Linked DNA regions of Homo sapiens: regions 1, 2, 3, 4, 5 and 7 are each linked to region 6. The links are chromatin loops, found by intact Hi-C in ENCODE. Cell type or tissue: GM12878. All regions are shown on one strand.

What was found. Hi-C counts contacts between places; a loop is a spot of excess contacts. Peaks named below come from ENCODE experiments on the same cell type or tissue, not always from the same donor. Only the 100,000 strongest peaks of a DNase experiment are listed, where the experiment ranks them.
Region 1: a loop joins it to region 6, with 4 times the contacts of the local background. A loop is called at or near these places in 21 of 110 quality-filtered maps.
Region 2: it touches region 6 in a loop (2.5-fold over the local background); 25 of 110 quality-filtered maps call a loop at or near these places.
Region 3: it touches region 6 in a loop (4-fold over the local background); 11 of 110 quality-filtered maps call a loop at or near these places.
Region 4: a loop joins it to region 6, with 3 times the contacts of the local background. A loop is called at or near these places in 20 of 110 quality-filtered maps.
Region 5: a loop joins it to region 6, with 4 times the contacts of the local background. A loop is called at or near these places in 3 of 110 quality-filtered maps.
Region 7: a loop joins it to region 6, with 4 times the contacts of the local background. A loop is called at or near these places in 20 of 110 quality-filtered maps.

The regions. Positions count from the first base shown.
Region 1 is chr9:100,214,267-100,218,266 of GRCh38, reverse strand. All of the region lies in intron 3 of INVS (inversin), which reads right to left. Among named protein-coding and RNA genes, the nearest start is that of INVS, 120 kb to the right of the region's middle. In GM12878, a CTCF peak has its summit at 1,899 (motif pointing right); a DNase peak (open chromatin) is centred at 1,886.
Region 2 is chr9:99,233,964-99,237,963 of GRCh38, reverse strand. No RefSeq gene overlaps it. Among named protein-coding and RNA genes, the nearest start is that of SEC61B, 14 kb to the right of the region's middle. In GM12878, no CTCF peak of the experiment used is centred here; DNase peaks (open chromatin) are centred at 1,883 and 2,657; H3K4me3 peaks cover 458 bases; H3K27ac peaks cover 3,783 bases.
Region 3 is chr9:100,435,864-100,439,863 of GRCh38, reverse strand. The region is part of intron 1 of MSANTD3 (Myb/SANT DNA binding domain containing 3); the gene reads right to left. Among named protein-coding and RNA genes, the nearest start is that of MSANTD3-TMEFF1, 4.0 kb to the left of the region's middle. In GM12878, a CTCF peak has its summit at 1,811 (motif pointing right); a DNase peak (open chromatin) is centred at 1,812.
Region 4 is chr9:99,252,005-99,256,004 of GRCh38, reverse strand. No RefSeq gene overlaps it. Among named protein-coding and RNA genes, the nearest start is that of SEC61B, 32 kb to the right of the region's middle. RefSeq lists enhancers at 1,627-1,686, 1,817-2,376. In GM12878, a CTCF peak has its summit at 1,726; DNase peaks (open chromatin) are centred at 1,964 and 2,564; H3K4me3 peaks cover 730 bases; H3K27ac peaks cover 2,252 bases.
Region 5 is chr9:99,512,107-99,516,106 of GRCh38, reverse strand. No RefSeq gene overlaps it. Among named protein-coding and RNA genes, the nearest start is that of NAMA, 140 kb to the right of the region's middle. In GM12878, no CTCF peak of the experiment used is centred here; DNase peaks (open chromatin) are centred at 826 and 2,206; H3K4me3 peaks cover 70 bases; H3K27ac peaks cover 1,193 bases.
Region 6 is chr9:99,182,911-99,186,910 of GRCh38, reverse strand. It overlaps LOC105376174 (a long non-coding RNA gene), which reads right to left and starts at 2,588. Exons shown (of 2, transcript XR_930169.3): 1 at 2,509-2,588; 2 at 1,375-2,317. It also overlaps the pseudogene RN7SL794P. RefSeq lists an enhancer at 2,000-2,209. In GM12878, a CTCF peak has its summit at 2,131 (motif pointing left); a DNase peak (open chromatin) is centred at 2,142; H3K27ac peaks cover 1,943 bases.
Region 7 is chr9:99,264,248-99,268,247 of GRCh38, reverse strand. No RefSeq gene overlaps it. Among named protein-coding and RNA genes, the nearest start is that of SEC61B, 44 kb to the right of the region's middle. In GM12878, a CTCF peak has its summit at 1,522; a DNase peak (open chromatin) is centred at 1,567; H3K27ac peaks cover 504 bases.

The DNA.
Region 1 (4,000 bases), 1.0 Mb before region 6:
ATATTTTCTGTCACTGTACTTGGAGAGAAAAACAATTGCTCACTATATATATATAAATGTTCACTATATTTTTTTGTTCATTTACAAATTGGTATAAAATTTTGGCCTAGAAAGATAACTATATTTATAATAGCACACACAAATGTAAAGTAGGTACTCTGTCATAGTTCATTTTAAATCCTAAATATATTATATACCCAAAATACATTACTTAAAATTGAAATGGAAAAATAGAAACATGATTTATTAATTATAATTATAGCTATATAATTATGTATTTATAAACTCTCAAGGCATTTACTGTATTAATTTGTAAAAAGAATTACTATCCCTAGGAAGTATATAGGTCGCAAATATCAGTAATTTCATTATATCAAACTTTTCTGTAGTGGTTGCAGACACAAATGAGTTTTGGAAATACCACAATAGTGTTGGGAGAGGCAATCTGCCCTGGGCCTTGAATGTCCCTGAATGTACTTACTGGGTATGCCAAGAATGCAAAAGCTTGACTCCACTTTACTGGGACCATTTTCCAGAGTGGGGTTTGCAGTGAGCAATCTTGAGTGACGAGGTAATGTCACCCACCAGGGCAAAGAACAAGCAGGCTTGCTTACTACTCTATTTACTAAAAGCTGGAGATTCCCAAAATCTAGCACTCTTCAGATGTCATGCAAACCCACTGTGTGCTGGGCCCATCTGAGTCCTCCATATTGCCCCCATAATCCTTGGAGGGGAGGGAAACTCATGCAAACAGATAAGTACTCCTAGCTCCTAGCTATGCCATTAGTAATGACGCTTTTCGTCTCTGATGGGAGTCTTGTGTCTTCTGCCAGCATCTGCAGCTAACTTATTACCTTGTAAATAGGGTTAATTAAATGCCAGAACTGACAAGACAGTAAAAGATGATAGGATACTGACAGAGACATAGTTTTCCTTTCTTTCTTCCTTTTATTTTTTTGAGACAGAGTCTCACTCTGTCGCCCAGGCTGGAGTGCAGTGGCGCGATCTTGGCTCACTGCAACCTCTGCCTCCCGGGTTCAAGCAATTCTTGTGCCTCAGCCTCCCAAGTAGCTGGGATTATAGGTGTGTGCCCCCATGCCTGGCTAATTTTTATATTTTTGGTAGAGACGGGGTTTCACCATGTTGGCCAGGCTGGTCACAAACTCCTGACCTCAAGTGATCTACTCACCTCGGCCTCTCAACGTTCTGGGATTACAGGCATGAGCCACTGCACCCAGCTGGAGAGACATAGTTTTCTTGAAGAGTAAGGACAAGAACCCTAGAGGCCCATTCTCAGGTATCCTTAGGTTCAAGGGTGAGAAGACCCCCTGAGATCATGCCCAGGTGGTGGGCAAGGTTAAGGGGCGAGTGACCCCAGTATTCTCTCTGTTAATGAGTCTGAATGGTGAGAGGTGGGATTAAAGCAAGCCACCCAAATAGTGCCTTTGTTTTTGCTCACCTTCCTCTGGGCAGGCAAAAGAAGGAATGGTACATGACCACGGGGGCAGCAAGCTGAAAGACCATGTGGTTGCGGCTGCAGGGCCAAGAAATCTCCAAAACAGAAATAAATGGAGAGAACAATGAAGATTTTGCTATTTGACATGGATCTTTAGGTGGATTGAAAACATTAGAAGTTCATTTGGTTGAGACATGAGTGAGCAGGTGCTCAAAAGTGAATGTGAATGCAAAACCTTGCCTAATAGGACAGAGTCAACTGTTCTATGTATCTGATTCCTGCTTTAGCCTGACTTATTTGACATTGAGGACAAAGCACTGGGTATACAGGTGGCCACTGTCTGAAGCAAAGCTGCTGGCTTAATGGTCCCTTAAATGCCTTGGCCTGGTTTGCTGATGCTTTGGCTAAGTTAAAACCCGATGGTGTCCAGTAGGGGGCAGTAGCTGTCCAACCTCAATGACAGCTCCAGGAGACTGAGTGGTAATGACCAGTTAGCCCAATGGGCTGAAATGAAAAGCCATCACCCTTACCTTAGGCAATACTCCCAAAGACTAGCCGTATTTTTACTGATTCTTGGTCTGCTAACAGTACTGTAGTCACCTGGTCTGCCACTTGGAAGACTACAGTTGGTAAATTAAAGATATTCCTGTTTGGGGCCACAAACTACAAACAAATTGTGGCTGCCAATCAGACACTTTGGGTCACTCACATAGATACCCACAGTAACAGTAAGGGCCTGCTCTCTGATAAGACCGACTGAAATCAAGTCGCTGAACAAGTCTGTATTGCCTGGTCACTGGGATTTGCCACTAGGATCCATCACTGCACTAGATAAGGCAATGAACCCACCACAATAGAATGGATACAAAGTAAAAGGTATGTTTTTCATGCAGAAGATACCACTGCATACCAGACTTATGTATCTTGCCCAGTTGGCCTCCTTTTCTTGTGGTGAAGGAGTCCACATTACATGGAGGATTGCCCTTGCCCCTTCCCAGCAGGGACCTCTGTCACCTCCTCTTGGGCTCACCTCGTGCCTTTCCACCATAGACATTTTTCAGGTTATGGTGTTGCTGCTCCACCATATGGAGTTGCTGCTCCAATCTGATTAGCCTATTCAAGCTATAGCACTGAGGACCATGTTTTGGGGTTCCTAGACCTTCTATAGTCTGACCATGATATGCCTAACAATGAGCCAATAGTTAGGTACTTAATGGACATTCCATGCTTCCTACCATCCTCAGGTATCTGGAATTGTTGAGAGCTTGGAAAGGCCTTCTTGAAAATCAACTCAAAAATGTTTCTGGCTCCACCTCTCTTACCTCCTCCTGGTCCACACTCCTGTATGAAGCAGTTTGCTTACTAACTGTGGCCACCTTCAGAAAGGGTTCATTTCATCCTTGTAGCCTCCTGGGAAATAATCAGGACAAAAGGAGTGGGGGATTATATACATCTGTTTTGAAAATTTGGGATTCTGCCTGGCCCAACCCTGGTTATCTTGCTTCTTTCTTTTTCCCAAAAGCAATCTCAGGATGGTTTGTTTCATATATCCCTTGGGTGGCAGCCAGCCAAAAGGGGGCTTAGAGATTCAAGCTTAATTTGGGTTTACCCACCTGGATTCATTTTGTTCAACTGATAAGGTCCCAGATCATAAATATCCATAATGACCATCTGATTGAGTGCCCTGCTCACTGAGTCATTCTATAGTGGTCCATATAGGCCAAAATGGAAGACATAATAGGTTTCTAAATTTGTCCCATATGTACTTACCCTTCTATAAGCTACAGGCACAAGTAGGGGATGATTGGAGAAAAGGCGAAGTTATATCTACTGGAATGGGACACATTAACTATGTGGCCAAAGAAGGAAAGCAACAACTTCAGCCCCTAGGAAGGAAACACATGAGACCTCAGGAAGTACAGGGATGGGGAGGACAATTAATACTTTCTTTGTCCTCTGGATCCGCAAGTGCATCCTGGCAAAACAAATATATAGTGAGCTACCTGAATCAAACAGCAGCTGAGGCCAGCCATCTGACCTGCGTCTGTTTTATCTCTGACCATGTGCTTGCTATGAAACAGAAAAATTCACATGGGCATTGGTGGTTCTTAATTCTTTTGCTGTGCTTGATACCATCAATGACAGCTCCTGAATGTGGACCCCGTTGTATACATGGAAGCAAAGGGACTGGCACAACCTTATTTTAATCTGATGTACACAAATCCATATGCTTCTTCTGACATGTGAGCAGCTTTGGATTATGCCATGCATGGCAACTGAAGTAACAACTACTTAGTGATACTGCCCATGTGGCTTAGACAAATCAATGTAATGGTTGATCCAAGTTTAATGACAAATCCTGAAATAAAGTGACTCTTTATTTCAGCCTCTTTAGGCTACATGTTTGTATGTAGGAAAGAGTAGGCCATGGTGTATTCCACCTTTGAGCTTGGGGGTTGCTTTTTGGCCCCTGTAATCTAGCGCCTCCTGTAACTATCTGCAACGAGGCCAAAGATTAGCATGTCAGTCTAAACTCCCTTGCAT
Region 2 (4,000 bases), 51 kb before region 6:
CTATCATGAGAACAGTGCAGGAAAGACCTGCCCCCATAATTCAATCACCTCCCACTGGGTTCCTCCCATGACACACAGGAATTGTGGGAGTTACAATTCAAGATAAAATTTGGGTGGGGACACAGCCAAACCATATCAGGACACAACAGAATCACCAGAGGAAAAAGACATGGGTGGAATGGAGAAATCCATGCACAGTCTTCCTATATTCTCTCCCTTCTGTAAGGAACACTGCAAGCAAGTTCCTTTCTCTAGCAACAATCAATGCAATAATGTTTCTGCCAGGAAGCCTGTTAGAGACTCAGCACCCAAGGTTTTTTTGTTGGTGGCTGGCCACATGGGCCTCTTCTGCCTGGCAACTACCAAAATTCCAGACTCTCAGAGGAATTACCTTCCTCAGAAGGAAAGCTGGTGTACTGGATAAACCACATTGTCAATCAGCCCAATCAGCCTTATCAGTTAGGGAATGATTCAAATGCCAAGTTTTCAGACACCAGCCAAGGTCCAACCTTGCAAACAGAACATTCTAGAAATAGCAGGGTCTGGCTGGCTATGATAACTCTTTTCAGCACAATGACCAAGTGGAGTTCATTTCAGGAATGAAAGAATACACATAAGTGATCACTAGAATCTGGCTCCCTAAGCTGCTATGTGTAACAGCAAATCCCAGCTGGCTGTGCCTTCACTGGTCCAAGTTCTATACATGGTGATGTGAATGCCATCAGCTCTGCTAAGCAAACTGGTCACTACCAGATTCCCTGCTAAAAATTTACCATCAGCCAAGGTCTTCTTGGCTTCTCAAATCAGAACACTGGATTTTTCTCAGTTCACCTGGAGATGAACAACTAAAGATGACTAGATCCAGACCAATCTAAACAGAAACAACGCTTGCCTCATGCATAAAGAGGCCGACTTTTTATTTACAATGGAGGATATATCCTTCTAGTGAGCCAAAATGCTTGTGTTTCAAATGTGGGGTACCACCTTTCTCAAGAGTAAGATATCTGGAAAGCATAATCAGTCATCAGAAAATTGCTTTAAGCCAGGCATGGTGGTTCACACCTCTAATCCCAGAACTTTGGGAGGCCAAGGCAGGGGGATCACTTGAGGCCAGGAATTTGAGATCCTACCTCTACAAAAAACAAAAAAAAGTTAGCCAGGCATGGTGTTCATGCCTGTAGCCCCACCTACTCAGGAGGCTGAGGCAGGAGGATTGCTTGAGCTCAGGCAGCATGTCTTCTGATATAGCTTGGATATCTATATAGTATCCCTGCCCAAATCTCATACTGAAATGCAATCCCCAATGTTGGAGGTGGAACCTGGTGAGAGGTGATTAGAGTATGGGGGTGGTTTCTCACAATGCTATAAAGAAATACCTGAGACTGGCTAATTTGTAAAAAAAAAAAAAAAAAAACAAACAAACAAAAAAACAGTTTAATTCACTCACAGTTCCACGGCTGTACAGGAAGCATGGCCGGAGAGGCCTCAGGAAACTTAGAATCATGGCAGAAGGCAAAGGGGAAGCAGGTACTTCTTACATGGCCCGAGCAGAAGGAAGAGAGAGGCAGGGAGGTGCCATACACTTTTAAACAACCAGATCTCACAATAATTTACTACCACAAGAACACCAAAGGGGAAATCTGCCCCCAGGATCTAATCACCTCCCACCAGGCCCCACTTCCAACACTGGGGGTTACAATTTGACATGAGATTTGGGCAGGGACACAGACCCAAACCATATCACACAGTCTCAGGTATTTCTTTATAGCAGTGCGAGAACAGCCTAATACATCCTCTATAAAAAGAGGCACTGCTATGCAAAAAAGAACAGAATGAAGGGCTCTGTGGTTTCTCAGGGCCTTCCAGCTCTACAGCTGTGACTGTGCATCCCAGCAGGTGCTAGCACACACACGAAAAGGCGTACTTCCCCAGACACAGTGCAGACAACGCAAAACAAATAGTACCCTGGTTACAACTTCAAAGAAGAGAAAGGGGGACAAATTTAACACACCTGTTTGGGTGATGGGCCTAGAATAAAGTATATGCCCAGTGACCCTGGCCCCACATTGTGATTTCTGCTTTGGGCTCCTGCTTTAGGGAGTGGAGACTCCCAGTTGAGTGATCTCAAAATCTGCTATGTAGCAGCTGCAGATTCCTTCCAGGTGCCCCTGATGCATGTTAAAGTTTGGGAACCACTCATCTAAGCAGCAAGTTGCTCTATATTCTACAACCCAGACCAATTTAGATAGATCCCTAGAAGAATGAGCATGTTTTCTTACTGGCAACTGTATTATTGAGTAGAACAGGAAAGACAATAGAGCACGCAACTACGTGATTCATTATCTACGATGCGTGTGACCAGAGTCAATGGGAAGAAAAATGAGTATGCATGTTTGCAGGACTAATTTAATCTTTATATATGTAATTCAAATTCTTCCCCTCATGTCTTCATTTGCTTTCTGAGGCATAAACTTCTAGACCTTTCCTTAAAATGGAGCAATCCAGACTTTGTATGACTATACCTTTGATTCCAATTTGGTGCATTTGCATGTTTTATCTTATTTTAATGCCTTCAGCATGGGAAAGAGACCCAGTTGTCAGAGTGACCAGGAATAGCATTTCAACAGTTTAGCCCTTCTCAAACCTTAACCCTACTTGGTCAATTTCACTGTGTTCCAGGCTCACCTAACATTTGTGGTCACAAAAATGCAAAACACTGCAGTTCTGCTAGCTGCTTCTCCCTATTTTGTCTCTATAAAGTCTCATGAACTTGACTTTCTCCTAAAGTTGCTAACATAATTGATTTTATTTTTACTAGCTAGTCTTGCTGTCTTCACTCCTTCCCCTTTGATTAACAATGCCCACTATTCAAAGCCTACCACTTAGTTTACCTACTTCCAGAGCCTACCCTCTAGAGACGTCAACAGGCTTATGCACAGGCTCAAAATTGGGTTCATAGTGCAGTACTGGGAAGAAGCCCTGATCTGGAAACAGAAAAGACTGGTTCTGGCCTCTGTTCTGCTGCAAACCTGCTGCACAATCTCAGGCAAGTCCCTTCCCCTCTCTGGGCCTGTCTCCTCTGTCATACAATGGAGAAAACCCAGTGAACTCGCAGCCCTTCCAGCTAGGGCATCTCAGGATTCTCTGCTTTTCCTCTGTTGGACAAGCGATCACACAGTATGGATTTCCTGGGGACAGTGCCAGTTTTGCAATCCCTGGCACCACAGCCCATACACCATGAGCATACTAGTTCTTAAACTGTGGTCCTGACTATTTGATTTCACCAATGGCAAGGGGGTTTGAGAGGGCTTCCTACTGGTTTTTCCATAATCACATAGCCATTTCTAATTTGTAGCCCCAGATAGGAATAGGATCCTAGTATACAAATGCCCAGTCCATTTAAGCTAATGACCTTGCCAGGTCATTTCTAAAACCCCAATAAAAGGGCATGGCACACAGTGCCCAGTAAATGTCTGCTGATGCCTAAACACTATGCTTTCTCTATAACTGCAAGAGCTCCATAGAATGAACAAAGCTCAGAAGGACTGAAATACAAAAACCAATTCCTTCTGCAGAATCTAAAACCTCAAACTAAAGCTATTTAAGGCTTGAATTACATCAAACAATAGTGGGGCATATTCTTGGGACTGTTATTTTTAAAGGCACTACCTTTCAAGCTCTATTGTTGGGATATCCTTCCCTCACCCCAAATACTTAAGATTCCCATCTACGTAACTCTAGTAGGTCAGTCAAAGATCTGCAGTGAAATCCCAGCTCTTCCACTTATCAGCTGAGTGGCTTAAGCTTCAGTTTCCTCCTGTGTAAAATGGGGCAAAGAGCAAACTCCTCATTAGATTGCTTATTAAATAAAAAAACCGTATCTCTAAAATTGTTGCAAATGCGCACTTGTTAACTGTTAGTCAAGGAGTTAAGGATGATCTACCCCAAAATATGCCGATTTGATATATTGATTATTTAAGGAACTGTAAGCACTTAAATA
Region 3 (4,000 bases), 1.3 Mb before region 6:
GCAGTCCATTTAAAACTGACCAATCATGTCAAAAAATTAGGAACTGGGCAGGCGTAATGGCTCACACCTGTAATCCCAGGACTTTGGGAGGCTGAGGCGGGCGGATCACGAGGTCAGGAGATGGAGACCATCCTGGCTAACACAGTGAAACCCCGTCTCTACTAAAATTACAAAAAAAAAAAAAAAATTAGCTGGGAGTGGTGGCAGACGCCTGTAGTCCCAGCTATTCGGGAGGCTGAGGCAGGAGAATTGCTTGACCCCGGGGGGCGGAGCTTGCAGTGAGCTGAGATCGCGCCACTGCACTCCAGCCTGGATGACAGAGCAAGACTCTGTCTCGAAAAAAAAATTAAAAAAAAAAAAATTAGGAACCAACTTGAAAAGAGCCCCACAAGCCAAAAATGGAATAATTTGAAATCAAAGGTCATATGTACACAAGGATTCATTATTTTCTCAACCTTTGTTATGTTTTAAAATTCCATAATAAAAAATTAAGCAGGGGAGGCTGTGACTTTTAAGTTTACAGTACACTAATTTTGAATCACACTATTTCAAGCCGGCTACTCACGCACTATGCCTGGGAAGGGGTTTCTGTAGTTGTGAATGGCTGAAATCTGTTTGACTGAGGCTGGAGAGGACTGGGCCAGATCAGAGACCCTTCAAATTGACGCCAAGGAGTGTGGTCTTTACATGAGGGTGACAGAACCTGATCACGGTCTCTCACTACGCACTGCCTCATCCTAAAAGTTGTTATTAATAGAATGAAGTACGAGGGTAATCCGTATCTCCAAATACCAGGTACCCTGCTCTACATTCATACTGGACACATCAGGTATCAGACACTGGGAGGTTCGGACACATGTCAAAGGTGGTTTGGCCCTCAGATCCTGAGCAAAGCTAAATGAGCGGACATTTATCTTTGGGGATGTGTCCCTATAATGCTAAATTCCCATGCTTCTGTTTTGATCATGTTGCTCTAATATCCATACAATGATACCCAATCCAGGCTCCTTCTTCCTCAAAGGTCCCAAATTAATTTTTTACCTTCACCCATACTTTTATTCCCTATGAATCAATGTTCCCCAAACTGAAATTTATTAACATACACCCTGTACAATATCTCTCTTCTGTATTATCTCTATCTGCCAAGATGTCTATGTCCAGCTTAACTTTCTGTAGTTTTTGTTAGGAAATCAATAGGTACACTGCCTGTTCTTAAATTACACAGCTTACACAGCAGATTCTGATCCAATTCCCTAACCTCAATGTCTCTGCTCCAGATGTCAATATGCCAACTTTCCCCACTTCTAAGAATTGCTGCTGTAAGGATTAAGAACTCTGATTCACAAATGAAAAAAGGATTACTCCCCATTTTGTTGTTATATGTAATGCTCTTTTACATATACATTATATGTGTGTGTACACACACACACACACACTTTCTAAATAAATCTCTTTTTTCTATTTTAGTTCTTCAAGATAAATTCCTAGGACTTCTCCACCAAAAGATAAAAACACTTAAGACTTATGTTATATCCCCAACTTGTCCTTGTAAAATGTTGCACCAATTACATTTCTATTAACAGCACATGAGCATGTCCATCTCCCTATTTTGTTTTTTTATTCTGTGCCAACTGTGGAAGTAAAAAATGTCACTTCATTGATTAATGATATATGAATTTCAGCTCTGAGGTAAGTAAGCCACACTCTGAACAAAGGTCCTGTGATCCTTGGTGGGACTGAAATTACATGGAATTAATTCCAAGCAATGTAATTCTTCCTCAAGATGTGTGCAGTACCTCTAGCTGCCACTAGGTGGTGGTGGACTTGTGGGGAGTCTAAATTTCACAAAGGTTCTTGCCCTACATGTGGCCAGTTGAGTCTCAGAGTAATAATAATGATAGCAATAATATAATAGCAGATAACTTGTATTGAGCCCTTACTGTAGGCGTAACAAATGTTTAATATGCACAATATCATTTAACCCTCCCAAAAATAGCCTCTGAGAGCACAGTTTGTTATACTTCAATGTTTTCTGTTAAAAATACATATACATATGCATGTATATATAAATTTACATATATAAAGTACCAGAAGAAATTATACGACTGCTCTTAAAAGCAAATGCTCAGAATTACCAACACCTGGGGACCATTAATAGCCTATTAACTAAACTGTTATTTAATCACTAGCTAAGTAAATCCAAAGTTACCAATTTACTTTGCTTAATTTTGTAGAACAGCAGGCCTCACTGGGCCTTGCGGTTGCATTCTGCCTGGCTATAAAGGGATTCTGATACAAGGCAATGTACCCCAAAGGTTCCTTATGGATTTTCAACAGCCTTGTGAAATAGGCTGTTTATCTCCCTTAACCAATTACCATTCCCATTTCCCAGATAAGAAAACTGTGGCTCAGTAACTTACTCTGGTCACAAAATAGTAAGTGGTCTGACTTACTCCAATGCTCATGCTCCTCTCTGCTCTGCTTAGCTCTCTTGTTTCAGACCTAGTGATAGCCTCTATTCCCCTCCTCAAAGTATGGGCATTAACACTCTAATCATCAGCCGGGAAAGGGCCCAGGGTAGGGCAATTTAGGTGGAGTGTGTCTCCATCTGTTGGCTCTTCCCCCACTCATTTCCCTCCCTCCATCACCTCCTCTCGATTTCAAACTTAGGGCCCATAATCCTCCCACGTGTACCTTCCTCACTCTAACCAGAGCTCTGAAATAATTTCCGCCCTTGATCCAGTAAGACTGTATGTTTGGGCCAGGCATGGTGGTTCACACCTGTAATCCCAGCACTTTGGGAGGCCGAGGCAGGTGGATCACCTGAGGTCAGGAGTTCAAGACCAGCCTGGCCAATAAGGCGAAACCCCATCTCTACTAAAAATAAAAAAATTAGCCAGGCGTGGTAGCAGGTGCCTGTAATCCCAGCTACTCAGGAGGCTGAGGCAGGAGAATCATTTGAACCTGGGAGGCGGAGGTTGCAGTGAGCCAAAGTCGAGCCATTGCACTCCAGCCTGGGCAACAGAGTGAGACTCTGTCTCAAAAAGACTGTATGTTTGAAAGGTAACTGTGGAGATCTTTTGGAGCTTTAACATGGTCCATGCCTCCGGGGAATGCTGGCATTCCGCTTGAGCACAAAAACAAATACTTCCCAAAGAGGTCTCTCCAGCAAAGCTTATTAATGCTTATTAATAGAAACTTTGAGGCTAGAAAGGATACTCTTGTTTAAAACTATTCATCAATTGTCCATAATTGTTTATAAATGACAACATAAAAAGCGTTCCCTGCCGCATCAACTTTTATTAGGGATAGACTGGACTTCCCTGTCCCCAATTCTGCTCAGGAGCCATTATCTCTTGTGTCTGCTGTTCTGCTAGACAGTATATGATCCATTCTTATGCATGGTTGTAGGGCAACAAGCAGCCCAGTGACCCTCACAAAGTAGGCGCTCAGTAAACATTTCATAAATGCAGATATTTTGATATAGGCATAAAACAGCCCACCATGCACACAGCATCATACATGACAAAACAGTACACTAAAGGCTGCATTAGCTGGGTATGGTGGTGTGCCTGTAGTCCCAGCTCCTTGGGAGGCTGAGGCAGGGTGATCACTTGGGCCAAGGAGTTAGAGGCTACAGTGAGCTATGATTGTGCCTGTGAACAGTCACCCCACTTCAGCCTGGACAACACAGTGAGACCCCATCTCTTAATGAAAAAAAGCTGCATTAAAGTAGAAATGGTCAAATAAAATAGCAAAATCCAGATGCAACAGAAGTTCCCCTTGGGCTAGGCAAAGACCCATAGATAGGCCTAAATTAAAAGGCACAATTCCAACACCCATAGAAGAACAAGAAGGAAACAATTAGCACAATTTCCAAAACACTAACATTGACTAAACCACCAGAATACTGTAATGCATACATTTACTATCCAACTTAAAACAAAAATTCATCTGTTTATGGACTAAATGTCTGTGTCCTCCCAAGATCCATATGTTG
Region 4 (4,000 bases), 69 kb before region 6:
TTCTGCAAAAGAAAAGAGTGCAAAGACCTCAGCTCCCACTTGTCCCAGTTTCAACCTTACCCATGTACAGAGATCATGATCTCAGCCATGGTAGTCACAAACAGAGCTTACAAGGGCAGCGGGTACAGAGAAAAGAGTTCTGGTCAGGAGCCAGACTAGCCTTGGCTCAAGTCCCAGCTCTGCCTCTTACCATCTTCATCTTTATCAAGATACCTTGCCTCTCTGAGCCTCAGTTTTCTTGTCTGTAAAATGAATCTGCAAGCCCCTGCCCAACCTCCTCATAGGGTTGTGACAAGGATCAAATGAGGGAGAAGAACAAGCACCTTGGAGGCCATAAGCACTTTTACCTTATCCTTATGGCAAGGATATGCTGAGGATTTCCAACTGTAATTATTTTTACCCCAGGAAGAACATGAGTAACACAATTGCATTCCATAACAAAGGTCTATTCAACAAATGTTCACTGGACACTTACTGTGAGCCAAAAACTGTGCCAGATTCTAGAGGTGCAAGCATATATAAGACAAAATTCTGTGTCCTCTGAGACTCACTGGAAAGACAACCAGTAAATTATTCAGTAAAGCAGAATGTGGTACACAGAGGTGTGTACAAGTTACAGTGAAAGCACAGAGGAGAGTGACTAGGGCTGGAGGAGGCAAGGATGGGGGCATCAAAGGAGGCAGCATTCAAAGAGAGTCTATAAGAATGAAGAGGAACATTTACAAACCTAATAATAGACTGTTGAAATGCATGAGCCAAAATGGACACAATGGAAGGGAGAAATAATACAATAACAGTCAGAAACTTCAATATCCCACTCTCAGTAATGGATAGAACAACCAGACAGAAAACAGGTGAGGAACTAAAGGGCTTGAACAACCCAAGAAAACAACTAGATCTAACAGACATACGCAGACCACTCCACTCAACAACAGAATACACATTCTTCTTATGCACACATGGGACATTCTCCAGGATAGACCATATGTTAGGCCACAAATTAAGTCACAATAGCCAACAGAGATGGAATCAACCAGAGTGTCCATCAATGGATGGATACATAAACAAAATGTGGTATTTACATTCAATGGAATGTTATTAAGCTTTAAAAAAGGAAGGAAGTTCTGACATGCAACAGCATGGATGAACTTCTAAGACTTGCTAAGTGAAAAAGTTACAAAAAGATAAATACTGTAAGATTCCACTCATACAAGTAACTTAAGGTAGTCAAATTCATAGAGACAGAAAGTAGAATGGTAGTTGCCATGGGGTGGGGAGGGATGGAGGACTAGGGGGTTATTGCTTAGGGGGTACGGAGCTGTAGTTTTGAAAGATAAGTTCTGTGGATGGATAGTGGTGAAGGTTGCACAGCGATCTGAATGTACTTAACGCCACTGGACTGAACACTCAAAAATGATTCAAATGTTAAATTTGATGTTACGTTAATTTTACCACAATTTTTTTAAATAAATACTTTTTTAAAGAAAAGAATGAGGAGAGAGTGTTCCAAGCAGTCCAGATTGGGAAGAAAAATCTAGACAAGAGAAACAGCTTATGCAAAAGCACAGAGATACAAAAGTGACTAGTGTTCTCTGGAAACAACAAAGGCATCCCCATTGTGTAAGACACACAGCGTGGCCACAGTGGGCTGGAAAAGTTCCCTGAATACCCTGCTAGGAAGTTTGGATGCCACTCTGTGGGCTCTAGGGGAATGGCATGGTCACAGCTGTGGCTTAGAACAATCCAACTAGGAGGAGAATGGGGAGGGTGGGTGGCACGAGGAGACACACAGAGCACGATACCACCTCTAGACAGACGTGAAGAGGGAAACCGCCTTCCAGACGGCCCAGCCAACCAGCCCTGTGGCCACCATCCCAGTGCTGCGGTGAGTGACTCAAGCTACTTGCCTCGAGGGGCGATCCACTGAAGGCAAGAGGGATTCCCCTGGAAACTTTGATTCTGCTGAGAGAGAAAGACTGAAACCAAAAGCAGGTGCGTTGGTGGGGCCTTGGGCGTGAAGTGCCTTTCTGCCGTGTCATTCTCCCCACACGGGGCCATCTGTTTGGGTGAGCCCCAAAGCCGATGGGGCCTTGTCTCCCCTGCAGGCCCACCCTGTGGTTTTCACCAACTGCAGGGAGGCAAGGTGGCTGCTCGAATGTGCATCCAGGCAGGAGGAGGGGGTGAGGGCCTCTGGAAAGTCTCTGAATCAAGTAAATGTGGGAAATCCCAGCTCTGTGACTTAGAAACAGGTGACCTTGGGCACTCCCAGGTCCCTATGTGGGCCTCAGTTTGCCTTTCTTAATGTGAGGAGCGTACGAATAGAGTTATAGGCTTAACTCCTAACAAGAAGTTAGACCTATTCTCCTGTTGCTTTGCCCCTCCTGTAAAAGGAGTTAGACCTACAACTCTGTTGGTACGCCCCTCCTCTGTGAAATGGAGGAGTTAGACCTGTAACTCTGTTAGTATGCCCCTGACATTAAGAAAGGCAAGAGGTTATAGACATTAATTACTACACTCATTTAAGTAATTAGACAAGCAAGCATATACACACAGACACATACAGAGACACAAACAGACACACAAGCACACACACAGAGACCACAGAGAGTCCAGAGGACAGGTGATATGGTTTGGATCTGTGTCACCACCCAAATCTCATGTCAAATGATAATCCCCAGTGTTGGAGGTGGGGCCTGGTGGGAGGTGATTGGGTCATGGAGGTGGATGCTACATGAATGGTTAATTAGCACCATGCTCATGGTGCTGTTCTCGTGATAGAGTTCTCACAAGATTTGGTTGTTTGAAAGCGTGCAGCACCTCCCTCCTCTCTCTCTCAGTCCTGCTCCTGCCATGTAAGATGCTTACTCCCACTTTGCCTTCCTCCATGAGTAAAAGCTCCCTGAGGCCCCCCAGAAGCAGATGCTGCCATGCTTCCTGTACAGCCTACAGAACCATTAGCCCATTAAACCTTTTTTCTTATAAATTACCCAGTCTCAGGTATTTCTTTTTTTGTTTGTTTGTTTTGTTTTGTTTGTTTGTTTTTTGAGACAGAGTCTCGCTCTGTCTCCCAAGCTGGAGTGCAGTGGTGCAATCTTGGCTCACTGCAAGCTCCGCCTCCTGGGTTCACACCATTCTCCTGCCTCAGCCTCCTGAGTAGCTGGGACTACAGGCGCCCATCACTACGCCCGGCTAATTTTTTGTATTTTTAGTAGAGATGGGGTTTCACCGTATCAGCCAGGATGGTCTTGATCTCCTGACCTCGTGATCTGCCTGCCTTGGCCTCCCAAAGTGCTGTGATTACAGGCATGAGCCACCACGCCAGGCAGGTATTTCTTTATAGCAGTACAAGAACAGACTAATACAACAGGCAAAGCATTCTCTTTTTTAAAATTGTTATTTTAGGTTCGGGGTATATGTGCAAGTTTGGTATATAGGTAAATTGCGTGCCACGGGGTTTTGTGCACAAATTATTTCATCACCCAGGTAATAAGCATAGTTTTCTGATCCTCATCCTCCTCCCACCCTCCACTCTCCGTCGCCTTGACTCTTAATAGTGGTCTATTTCATCTCACTTTGGCAACCTTAAGTGAGTATCTCCTCTGTGGGCTCCCTTCTCTCTCTCCCTCTTTCCAGCTCCCTTGGTTATTAACCCTTCTGCCTGCTTTCCGGGGTCCATATTTTCTTCCTCTTAGGAGTAGAGGGAGCACTCCAAGGGGCTTTGCAAACTGTGGATGGAAGGAGGAAAATGAAGACAAATCCTTCCCCACCTAACCTCAGGGTAAAAAAAAAAAAAAATCTACCAAAAAAACACACATCTTTGAGTAAAATTAGCTGCCTTTTAGCTAAAACTGGTGTGCTATTCTACTCAAAGCATCACTTGGTTTTTCCAAAGGAAGCGAGCCAAGTACAAAAATATGTATCCTCAAAGAAGAATTTGTTGAAAATTAGATTGTCAAAAGTCAATTTGCCAGAAATGTCAATTTGCCAAACGATTCACTGC
Region 5 (4,000 bases), 330 kb before region 6:
ATCCGAAGGATGTGAGAGTGAGTGGGCTAAGTAGCTAAGCTATTTAGAGTGAGTGAGTTAAATAGCTAAGCAGTACTCCATTGCCATTCTCTTCCCTCTCTACTCACACCCCTGCCTGGGCTTCTCACAGCTCTGAGAAGCTCTGGAGTACTCCTTTTCCTCCTCACTTGAGACTATCTCAAGAAATCATGGTGTAGAGACACTAGCAGCGTAATCTGTGGACTCTTACATTGTCTTGGTGTTTTTTTCCTTATTAATTCCATGGCCACAGTTTTCTCACCTGTAGCATGGCGGATGATACTGCCTTCTTCATAAGATTAGTCCTTTGAATTTTTTAGAATTTGCATTTCATAGATGCAACAACAGGACCCAAAAATTTAAGTGATTTGTGCAAAGTTACACAGCTAGTAACAGCAATCAGAAATGGAGCTCAGGTCTTCTGTTTCTAAATCCAGTGTTCTTTCCACCAGCAAAGCTTCCCAGCCATGGCATATCGATGGGTCCTCAGTATCCAAAATGTCAGTGTCCTGGGATGACCAGGTAAGGCCTGGGGCTGCAAGGAAAAAGGTTGAGAGGCCCAGAATATAGGACCCTGTAGTTAAAAAAAAATTTGGATGTGCTAATGTTGCTATCACATCATTGAGCATAGGTTTAATTTTTTTATTATTATTTTTGTTTCAGGTTATTTGTTGGAAGCAGAATTATCTACTAGAATTGGCCTAGGAGTGTCACAGCTAGTAGTGTGTGTTAAATGGCACAGCTGTGGTATCATTAGAGCTCTACTTCCCTTCCTGCTGGGCAGCTCAGCGTCATGTGTTCCTGATCTCAGCCCTAGACTCCTGGGGTCACTGTCTAGTCATACTGTCTTTCTTAGTGTCAGAGTCAGCTTATGACACAGTCTCAAGGAGTCACTGCCACCTCTCTTATTTCCATGTCCCCAATTTCAAATTTATTTTATTTTATTTTATTTTTATTTATTTATTTTGAGATGGAGTCTCACTCTTGTTGCCCAGGAAGGAGTGCAATGGCATGACTTCGGCTCACTGCGACCTCTGCCTCCCGGATTCAAGCAATTCTCCTGCCTCGGCCTCCCGAGTAGTTGTAGTTGGGATTACAGGCATGCATCACCACACCTGGCTAATTTTGTATTTTCAGTAGAAACGAAGTTTCACCATGTTGGTGAGACAGATCTCGAACTCCAGACCTCAGGTGATCCACCCGCCTCGGCCTCCCAAAGTGCTGGGATTACAGGCGTGAGCCACCGCGCCCGGCCCCAATTTCAAATTTATCAGAAAGAGCTGCTTAGCTTTCAGTGTCCTAGCATGGACCCTGTTACATATAATGGTCTTTAGGCCACACTCCTTTTAGTTAGAAAACATGAGTGAGTGAGTTGGTATATTCTTCTTCTTCTTCTTTTTTTTTTTTTTTTTTTTGCTTATTCACTGTTAATTCCTCTTAAAAAATCAAAGGGTAGGAGAACTTTAAGCATTTCGAAAGAGACAGCTAATCAATACACATTATTCTCCAAACATTCTAGCAAATTCAAGGAAATTATAAAGTGCCTCCTAAAGACCTCTTCAGATATCTGTGTGCCTGCCCTTCAGAGAGAAAGTTTCCTCTTGGCACATAAAGAAGTCAAATTAGGCCCAGAAGAGACTATCCTTGTTGGAGTGTGAATGTCAAAGAAACTATCTTCAGTAAAAGAGCTTTCTCTCTCAGCATGCTCTGGAGAGAAGAATAACTTTGGTTATTGGTGATGCCTGTGAAATGCGTAGTGAAAGAGTTTTGGGGATCACAAGAACTGATATTTGTATGAAGTCTGAATGTCTTGATTAGTAGGGATTTTAGCTTCTCGCATCCTGGGTAAAGAAACTTTTTACTTCAGAGTGCACTGGGATTTGGAAGCTGCAAAAGGGATAGTACCCAGCCTCTCCCAAGAGAGGTGCTAAGTGCCTTTATCAGGGCTCAGTGGTACCTGCTTGGAAACAATCTCTTTAGATGTATGGAACAAACACTTGCCCATCTCCTCTGCCAACTTCAGAGCAAGGACCTGGTATGACTTTGGGGCCAGGACATTGTCCCCAGCCCAGAGGACAGCCCTGCTTGGAGGATATTTACAAATACTTTCCTGGTGACCAGGTTTCATAGCTTAGAGATTTCAAGAGAATTGGCTTAGAACAAAAGGCAGTCCCTAGGAACTGAAACTTAAAGAGTTTCACAATCGTTAATCAAGCTAAAGTTCACCTTTTCTGTGGGTGGGTGAGTCCCATGATTCCAGCTCAGTCTAGTCCAAATGGCCAGAGTCTCCTTTTGGGATCAAACCACAGCTGAGCACCCTCCCAGTCCCTGAGAGGAGGTCACATCTCTCACAGCCTCCTGAGTGTCAGAGGCTGCAGCCACCGGTGGTCCCTACACCAGTCAGTGTGGTCCAAGCTCAATGTCCCTGCTTATCAGTTTACAGAAATTATTCAGTATCTGTTTATACTGCAAGAACTAGCTCAGAAGCCCTAGTCACCTACCTCTGGGGGATAGTGCAGGAGCAATCTACTCAGCTCAAACACATTAGGAAGTAGCACTGTTTAGAGTATAATTCAAATGTCAATTTTTCCATTTTCCATCTGTATAACTTTGGTCATATACTTAACTTCTGTGAGCTTCAGTTCTCTTACCTATAAAATAGAAATAATATTTTATTTCTTAAATAATATAAATGATATAAAGCATGCACAGTGTTTAGCCCAAACCCTGGCATGGAGTAGGCCCTCAGTAAATGATGGATTTAAACTATGCCAGCAATATAAGACATGGAAGTGGAGGCTTCTCCTTCATTGAATTAGGGCAAGGCCTCCCTTCTTGGGCTTATGCCAACTGGGAGATGGTATTAGATCGGGGAACACCTTGGTGAAATCAGATCCAAGAGAACTAGGCTTGAGTTCAGAGTCCCTCTGGCTCTGAGGAGGTTTCTGTCAGGCCCCATGGCTGTGCCAGATTCTGCCGGAAACATTGTACTTTTTAGTAATTCTTGGTAGTCCATCTCTCAGGACAACCACGTTTTGGTTGATACATGATACATCTCTAAACCCTTGATTATACCAATGATCCAACTGAAAGACAGCTTGGGTCTCCTTATGGGGTCAAGGATGCTTCACAGAGCCTCTTAAAGCATCTAAAATGTACCAGACATTAATCTAAATGCTGGGGATAAGGAGATAAATAAACTAAATGCCTGCCCTCATGGGGCGTATATTCCCATGGGGAGACAGACAATAAACAAGAATGTAATTAATATAATATATAATACAAAAATTTAATATAATATAGTGTTATGAAAAAAAAAAGCAGCCGAGGAGATCAGAAAAGGCCTTTCTGGGGAAGTAATGTTTGAGCAGAATCATGGATTAAGTAATGAAGAAAAGCATTGAATGTCTGCGCTAAAACTGTCCTGTGCAAGTGGAATGACAAGCACCAATTTCCTGAACCAAGAGAGTGGTTGTTGGATTAGAGAACAGAAGGGGCTAAAGTGAGGTCAAACAAGGAGACAGAAGAAAGTGAGGTTGAGGGGTCAGGGTAAGCCAGATCTGCAGGGGTCTCACAGATCATGATAATGTCTTTGGAGTTTATTTTGAATGAGACAGGAAAACATGGGGGGTCTTTGTGATTGATCTGATTAATGTATTTAAATGATCACTCTGGTTGCCATAGGAAGAATAGACAATCAGCTGGTGAAGGTAGAAAAAGGAAGACTGGTGAAGACCCTTTTGCAGTGTTCCAGACAGGGGATGTTTGTGGGTTGGGGGAAGGTGGTATTGGTGGAGATAAGAACTGGCTGTGTTCAGGATATATTTTGAAAATGAAAGTGATAGTCCTTGTGGGATAGATTGGATATAGATATCGGGGGAATGGAACGTAAGAGTCAACGATGAGTGCCACTTTTTGATCTGAGAACCTTGATGAATGGAGTTGCTATTTATTGGGATGAGAAGAACTGCTGAAGGAATAG
Region 6 (4,000 bases):
TTCCCATCACTTTGGTTCACAACTCAGTTACCAGAACTAATCTCATGGCCCCATCTAACCAGAGAGGGTCAGGAATTATCCAGAACAAAGGAGAACCAGAAATATCTTGGCAAGTGGCACTAATGACTAACATAGTTACCTTTGCAGCTAGACATAAAATAGTTAAACCTCTTTTTCTTGTTCTATCAATGTTAGGCATCATTTCCGGACTCCTCATTTTGTAAGATGCAATTGTTACTGTTACTAGCAGCTTCTTTGCCTTCTATCTTTCCTCCAGCTTTGGTTCCTGACTTCTTTCAGTTCTACTTTTCCCCACCCCAAACCTTTTTTTATTTTTTGTTAGGTTTGCTAACTCTCCCATACATTTCAGTAACCATAATCAGCTCTCTTATGCTCTGCAATTCTATGACTATATAAATATTATTTACTGCAGAGCCAAGCAATGTGCTGCAGTTGTTTCTTTCTTAGTGCATCTAATGTTACAATCTCTGGTGCCACCCTAGGGAATTTTCAGATGGATTCTCCTACACTCCATAAACTTCAGTTTTGCTTTGTATTTGCACTGAAATTTAAAAATCAATGGGAGCGTTGGAAGATGCAGCTGAAGAAATATGGGCCACATAAAGTATTAATGCGCCATGGGAGCCACAAAAGGCCCATGTGCCACCATAGAGCTAACACAGCCTCCATCGGCTGGAGGCTAGGACATCTGAGGCTGAACAAGGGACAGCTCCTGCAGGAACTGAAGGCAGAGCTTAGCATATGGGCCCAGGAGCCAGCACAGGGAACGCAGCCTCGTGCCTGCTCCTCACTGCCAGCCTGTGCTGGCCTCCTCTAATTGGATTGAGTGTTCTGTCATTTTCCCTCAGATGCACTGTGTGGAGAAGGGCCACATGTGCATTCACAGTAATGGTCTCCAACCACTATCCAGTTGGGACACTTTGGGGGCACTATGGAGGTCAGAAACAGCCAAAGGGCAACATGTTTTATTTTGTTTTTTAATGGAATCAGAATCAGAAGTATTAGCACCAATATAGGCTCTGTGCCAGGCACAGTGGTGGCACCCACCTGTCATCCCAGCTACTCAGAAGGCAGGAGGATCACTTGGGCCCAGGAGTTCTGGGCTTTAGTGCACTATGCCGATCAGGTGTCTGCGCTAAGTTTGGCATTAATATGGTGGCCTCTCTGGAGAGGGGGACCACCGGGTTGCCTAAGGGAGGGTGAGCAGGCCCAGGTAGGAAATGGAGCAAGTCAGAGCTCCTGTGCTGGACAATAGTGGGATCAGCCACTGTACTCAGACCTGGGGAACAACATAGTGAGACCTCGTCTCTAAAAAAAAAAAAAAAAAAAAAAAAAAGACAAAAGACAAACGAAAAAGCTCCGTGTGTGTTTATTGGGACAGAAGTGAAGGGAAGCAATGGTTAGAGATTATCCAGTCTGACCCGCCCATTCCACAGATGAGACAGTCGAGGCCCAAGGAATGGGAGGGGCATCTCCAGGTTCTCCAGCATCACAAGCTACTCCCCAGCTCTGCACCAGCTTCCCACATCAGTGACCCCTCTCTCCCTGCCAGCGCCTCCCATGTCAAAACAGCTCAGAGGACGGAAAGCTGGAGATGCTGGACGTGCAGAGACCCACCACCTGCCCGCTGTACAGAGCGAGACACTCCTTAGCTTACACAGCGAGTCGCCGTCAGAACCAGGGCCAGAGGGTCGCCCTGTGAACTGAGACCAACCCTCTCCCCTGCCCTGCCTCCCTCTCGCCCTTGAGTTCTCAGATGTAGGAAGGCAGCTCTACCCTGCTGGCCCCAGAGCGGTCACCGTCCATGGCCAGGAGCCAGCTACGTCCTGTGTGCCCTCCTCACTCTCCGTCCTTCCCTGCAGACGGGAAGAACGCTGGCATCAAACACAGTAGGAGAAGCAGTGATGGCCGTCCTTGTACCGAAGGAGCCATTCTTAAACCACGCTGCTAAAGCCACTTTAAAGGCTTTCAGAGCTCTGGGGCAGGGAGAAGGGCCATCGCCCTTCCTTAACAAAGTCACCTTTCACAACCTCCAGATTCTCCAGGCAGGCGTTTTTGGCTGGCTCTTTGGGAAGATCTTATGTGTGGACCACCATCGCCCTCTTGTGGCCTGTAGGCGAAGTGCTTTACGGTCTTGCTCAGAGAACAAAGGCCGTCAGTCTCCCTCCCTTCTCCTGTCTCTGGCACAGGAAGGGGTGGCTGCGTCAGTTTTTCATTCTGGGGGCCTTGGCCTTGGCTGTTGGAGCTTGATAGACTAATGAGATGTACATCAGCTCAGGAAACAGCTGCTGAGTGCCTGACGGAGGGGTTGAGTCAGAAGGAATGAAGTGAAAAATTGATTTATGTCAGAGGCTTTGGCAGGCATTTGTCTGAAAAATCACTAGCCGCCAGCGCTGCTCCAGTGCTCATGAGGCCGCGCATGAGTGTTCACACCCCCTCAACACCCACCCCACCCACCCCGCACCTCCGCTTTCACTGAAACCTTACTTCAAGGCCCAACTCTCACGCCTCCTCCTCCAGGAAGCCCAGCTTGCTCTCTGCAGCTCCTGAGACTCCAAGAAGAGCTTGCGGCCCACCCCTCTGCTTCCTCCTCTGCTCTGGTTCAGCCTCTGCCACGGTCGGAGCCAGCCGGGACTGTGGCCAATGTCTGCTCAACCTTTGAATCTCTGAGGACAGAGGCTGCATCTTGTGCTCCTAGAGTCAGGCCAGGCCCAGCCCTGAGTGGCTGAGTCTGTTGAATGAGAGAGGTCACTTCAGCCCAGTCATCGCCTCCGAAACCCACACCAAGCCCAACAAGAGATTCAGGCCCCTCTGGAGAAGGTGGGCTTTGTGGGTGCCCTGGCTGGCAGGGCTTTGTGACAGGTTTGAGGATGGGGCCATAGCAAGGGATGAACTGAACACTGACCCCCCCCCCAGTGCTTGTTCCTTCACTTACTTTTCCAACCTCCACTTCCCCAAGGAGTCCCAGGCAATGCCTGTTCAGCTGGTCTCTCCTGGGGCAAGCCTCTGAGGAGGAAAGAGTCCGCTGGACCTGGGGTTGGCTCTGGGGCAGTTATCTTGGTCCCTCCATTTCCTCATCTACCCAATAGCAGCAAAGAATATTGATTGGCATGGTTTGGGAACATGAACAGAGATGACTGCTGAAAACCCATGAGCACCACGGTGAGTCTTTCTGATCATTTCTGGGTTCTGAGCACTGGGTAGGCTGTTCCCACCACATAATCCACTCAACCACTGCTGCAACGGGATGGAAGAGTGGTCCAGAGCCTGGGCCCTGAAGCCAGACTGCTTGAGCCTGAATTCTTGCTCTGACACTTATCAGCTCTGGCACTATCTGCATAGTACCTTAAAAAAGGGAGATAACCATAGCACTCACCTCATAGAAGTATTGTGAGCAGGAAGTGAGTTAACACATCTAAAGGAATTAGAGCAGTGATTGGAGCGTGGGAAATGCTCAGGAAAGTAAGCCCTTGCTGCAGTATTGCATGGAAGCTGCTTGTCTTGAGGTCATCTCCTCCTGGAATGGTGTATCACAAAGACAGATCCGAGTTGCATTTTACATAAAAATCGATCTTTCTAATGCACACACTCGGCATTAGCTTCTTCATTCTGAGGTCAACATGCCACTGGTGTGAGGAAAAACCTAGTGTTTTAAAGACATTTGTTGATCTAATGTCTAATGAATTAATTAATTACTAGGTTGTATTTTTCCTACACAGATTTGCACTACGTGCATGGATGAGGAAGCATGAGGATGCAGTAACCTACAACTGAAATATTGGGCCTGATCTCCAACCCAGGACTATGCCAAGCAGAGGCTAGTGGCAGATATGGGAGCCATATACCCACCGAGAACCCTGAAGACCTTCATGCCAAGCCAGGACCATTTAATGTTTTCATTAATGGCTTGAAGGATGGAATCGAGACCCAGCTAATCAGATTTCTGGATGATAGGAAGCTGGAAGGGATCTTAGCTACT
Region 7 (4,000 bases), 81 kb before region 6:
GCATGTCTGAGCACTCAGATAAAAACAAATTGCCGGGCGCAGTGGCTCACACCTGTAATCCCAGCACTTTGGGAGGCCGAGGCGGGTGGATCACCTGAGATCAAGAGTTCGAGACCAGCCTGGCCAACATGGTGAAACCCTGTCTGTATTAAAAATACAAAAATTAGCTGGGCATGATGGCAGGTGCCTGTAATCCCAGATACTCGGGAGGCTGAGGTGGGAGAATCACTAGAACCTGGGAGATGGAGTTGCAGTGAGCCAAGATCTGGCCATTGCCCTCCAGCCTGGGCTATAGAGCAAGATTCTGTCTCAAAAAAAAGAAAGAAAGAAAGAAAGAAAGAACGATTGATTAACAGTTGATTTACTGAGTCACTTTTTTCAGGATCTTTCCACATATTGTCGAATTGCCTTCCAAAAAAATTCTACCATTTTATAATAGACCAGCGATAAATGAAAGCATCCATTTTATGCCCCAGGCAACATTAGGTATTATTAATTTTAAATCCTAGACCATTTAAATGGGTAAACAATATATATCATAATTTTGTTTCATTTTTATTATACAGGAGAAACAGAACAGACTTTGGTTCTTCCAAAAATTTTAACGAAGCCTCTATCATACTCCCGGCACTCTTGTGGGGGCTAAGGATACAACAATGAACAAGACAGACCCAACGTGAACCTCTTAGGGCTCACAACTTAACATAAGGGGTACATTGAACACAAATTAATGAATTCCAATTGTATGTTCTATAATAAGCATTTGTAGTACTTAGTGTTTATTGACCCTTTTTAAGGTAAAGCACCAAGAACTTATTGAATCTTCGTGACAACGCTTTTACGTAGGTACTATTATTATTTCCCTTTTACAAATGAGGAAACTGAGTCACCGAGAGGTTAAGAAATTTGCCCAAAGTCCTAGAACCAATAAGTAGCAAAGACAAGATTCAAATCCAGTCAGAGCAGCCCCAGTGCCCTTAACCACTATACCATAATGCTTTCCTTCTGCTAGAAGAAAGACGTGTGGGCTGCTGTGAGATGCTGAAAAGAGTGAAAGAAGATGCAGAAAAATGAAACAAAGCAGATGTTAGCCAATAGTAAAAGGGAATAGAGATGGCAGGAGTTCACTTGGTCAGCAATATTGCCATGAAGTGCTGAATTGTATCTTTCCTCTTTTTTTCAGAGGAGTAGGTGAGGGTGACACGTGACAAAAATCAGCAGGTAGAACATTGGACAATAAATCAACCTGGAACAGTCCAAACAGGAAAGGAGTAGCCTAAATTCTCCTGCTAGGAGGCAGAGGAAAGAAGGGAGAGACCTCCACCTCCCTAGGCCTCAAGGAATCGAAAGATACATTGTTCAGTAGCAGCAGTCAAAACTGAGACGATAAGGAGAAAACGAAAACTTTTGCTTTTCCAGGGCTCCTGGCCAAATACCTCCCAGTGCGGTCTGAAGCCCCCGCTGGAGGCACCTGTGGTTTTGCAGACCAGCGGGCTCCATTCTGGTGGGCTGCAGCGCCATCTAGCAGGCGTGAGGCTGAACGGCGTCATAACAACTGGCAGTCCAAGAGTCCTTGAAAAAACAAGGACCCACGTGGCTAGCACCGTGCTAAGGTCACTGTGGTGAACAAACAAGTCTCTGCCCTTGAGAAGTTCACGGTCCATCTCGGGAGACAATCACAGACTCTAGAGCAGAGACCTGTGCAAGTGTGCAGGAAACACGGAGGGGCAAGGCTGACCTTACCTGGAGTTCAGGGAAGGTTACATAGAGAATGTGCTATTCAAATCAGCTCTTCAAAGATGAGTCATTATTAAAGATGAGTACAGTAGTAGAAGATGGAAGAAACTTCCAGGCAATAAGACTGGAAGCTCAAAGGCCCAGAGTTGTGAAAGGGTGTAGCGCATTCAGGGAAGACTGGAATGTCCAAATCACAGCCGAGAGCAACTTGACAATTTAGCCTAGTCATTTTAAGAATTACATTACTGAGATTTGAGCAAGAAGGGGGCTTTGTGCAGATTTATATCCTAGGCTAGGAGTGTCCACATTGGAACCCATGACTCCTGACTCTCGTTCCCATGTGCCTCCCACTGAACCATGGAAATGCAAGGCCAGCCACCTCCATCCAGCTCCCTGGGAAGGGCCACATTCACATGGCAGGGACCACTAGTGAGGCTGTGTGCATAGAATTGAGACCTTGAACTCAAGAAGAAGACACACCTGCACTCAGTAGCTCCACCAGTAGCTATGTAACTTTCATCAAGTTACTTATTCTTTCCGAGTGTCCATTTCCTTATCAGTCAAATGGGAAAGATGACAGCCCTTACCTCGTACAGTTGTTGTGAGAGTGGAAAGAGTGAATTCACATTAAGGGCTTGGCACAATGCCCAGCACATGCTAAATGCTTGATAATGAGATATTAAAGACCATAATTTTAATATTGTCACTTTTTTATTGTACTATTTTGGTTTTATTTTTTTACTCAGAAGTATGATTATTGATTTTTTATTTATAATTTTTACTATTTCTTATTAAGTGTTGAGAACTGGGGCCTTTCTGGTTGCATAAGAACAAACACAGAAGCCCCAGTCCTATTTTCAAAACTTGAAGGGCTGTGCTGGAACGAGGGAGTAGAGGTGGACTGAGGTGCCCCAAGTGCCAAGCTGGGCACGATGGCTGAGAGCTGCAGGATGGAAGATTTCGGTCCAATGTAAAGGAAACCTTGCGCACTCATCAAGGGGCCTTGGGAGGAAGGTATTTATTTGTTATTGGAAATGTTCAGTCTAAGACCAGATGACCATTTGTCAAGGCCACCTCCTACCTTGCATAGGGCAGGAAGTCACCTAGTCCATGGCACTATCTGATGCTTTAAACATCTAATTGAGCTCTAAACATCTCATTGAGCTCATATTCTAGGGGAATATGATTTGTTAGGTCATCCAGGAAGACGGCTGTCTGTTTATAAATTTCAGTCATAAGCAATGCTCGAAGAAGTCAGGATCCATAACACATAACCTTGTATTTCAGAGTAATTTGTTAGATTTTAGCTGGAAGCATGAGGAAGAGTCTGAGATGCTCGTGTCAGGCTAGAGACCAGGGAAATGGGCTAAAGGAAGAGAAGGCAGCTCAGCTTACCCTCAAATGCTGCCCAGAAAATGTGCTTTCATTCTGAGAAGACGTGCACGGCTGTCACAACCCTGAGAGCCATTAGAGCGTAGAGGTACCTACTGTCTTAAAATAATTCAATAACAAAGCACACAAAATGCTCACTATTCAAACATTTATACAGGGTCTGCTATGTGCAAAGCACTTGGAATATAAAAGTAAATCTAGAGCCGGGCACGGTGGCTCATGCCTGTAATCCCAGCACTTTGGGAGGCTGAGGCGGGCGGATCACCTGAGGTCAGGAGTTCCAGACCAGCCTGGCCAACATGGTGAAACCCTGTCTCTACTAAAAATACAAAAAATTAGCCGGGTGTGGTTGCAGGCGCCTGTAATCCCAGCTACTCTGGAGGCTGAGGCAGGAGAATCGCTTGAACCCAGGAGGCAGAGGTTGCAGTGAGCCGAGATCGTGCCACTGCACTCTGGCCTGGGCAACAAGAGTGAAACTCCATCTCAAAAACAAAAAGTAAATCTAAAAAGCAGATAGAGCTAAGAAGGTTATAGTCTAGAAGAGGCAATAAGACCTGAGTAGAAAATAACTGCAATCCAAGGTAGAAAATGCCTAGTGTTGTGAAAGAGGCACATGGGATTGTATGGCTTTCACAAGAGGAAGCACTGGAGGAAGGTTTTGCAGAGAAAATGACATCTAAGCTGGGCCTTTAGTAACACAAAAGACTTGCACCCCAAATGATGGAAGGGAATAACATCTCAGGGGAAAAAGTAGTGTGGGCAAAACTGCAGAGTTCCAAAAGCATGGGCTGAAGAATTGGAAGTACAAGTAGGTGGCGCCCCCTGTGACTGGAGCACAGGGAGTGTGGAGGGGGTGGGGCAGGATGTAAGA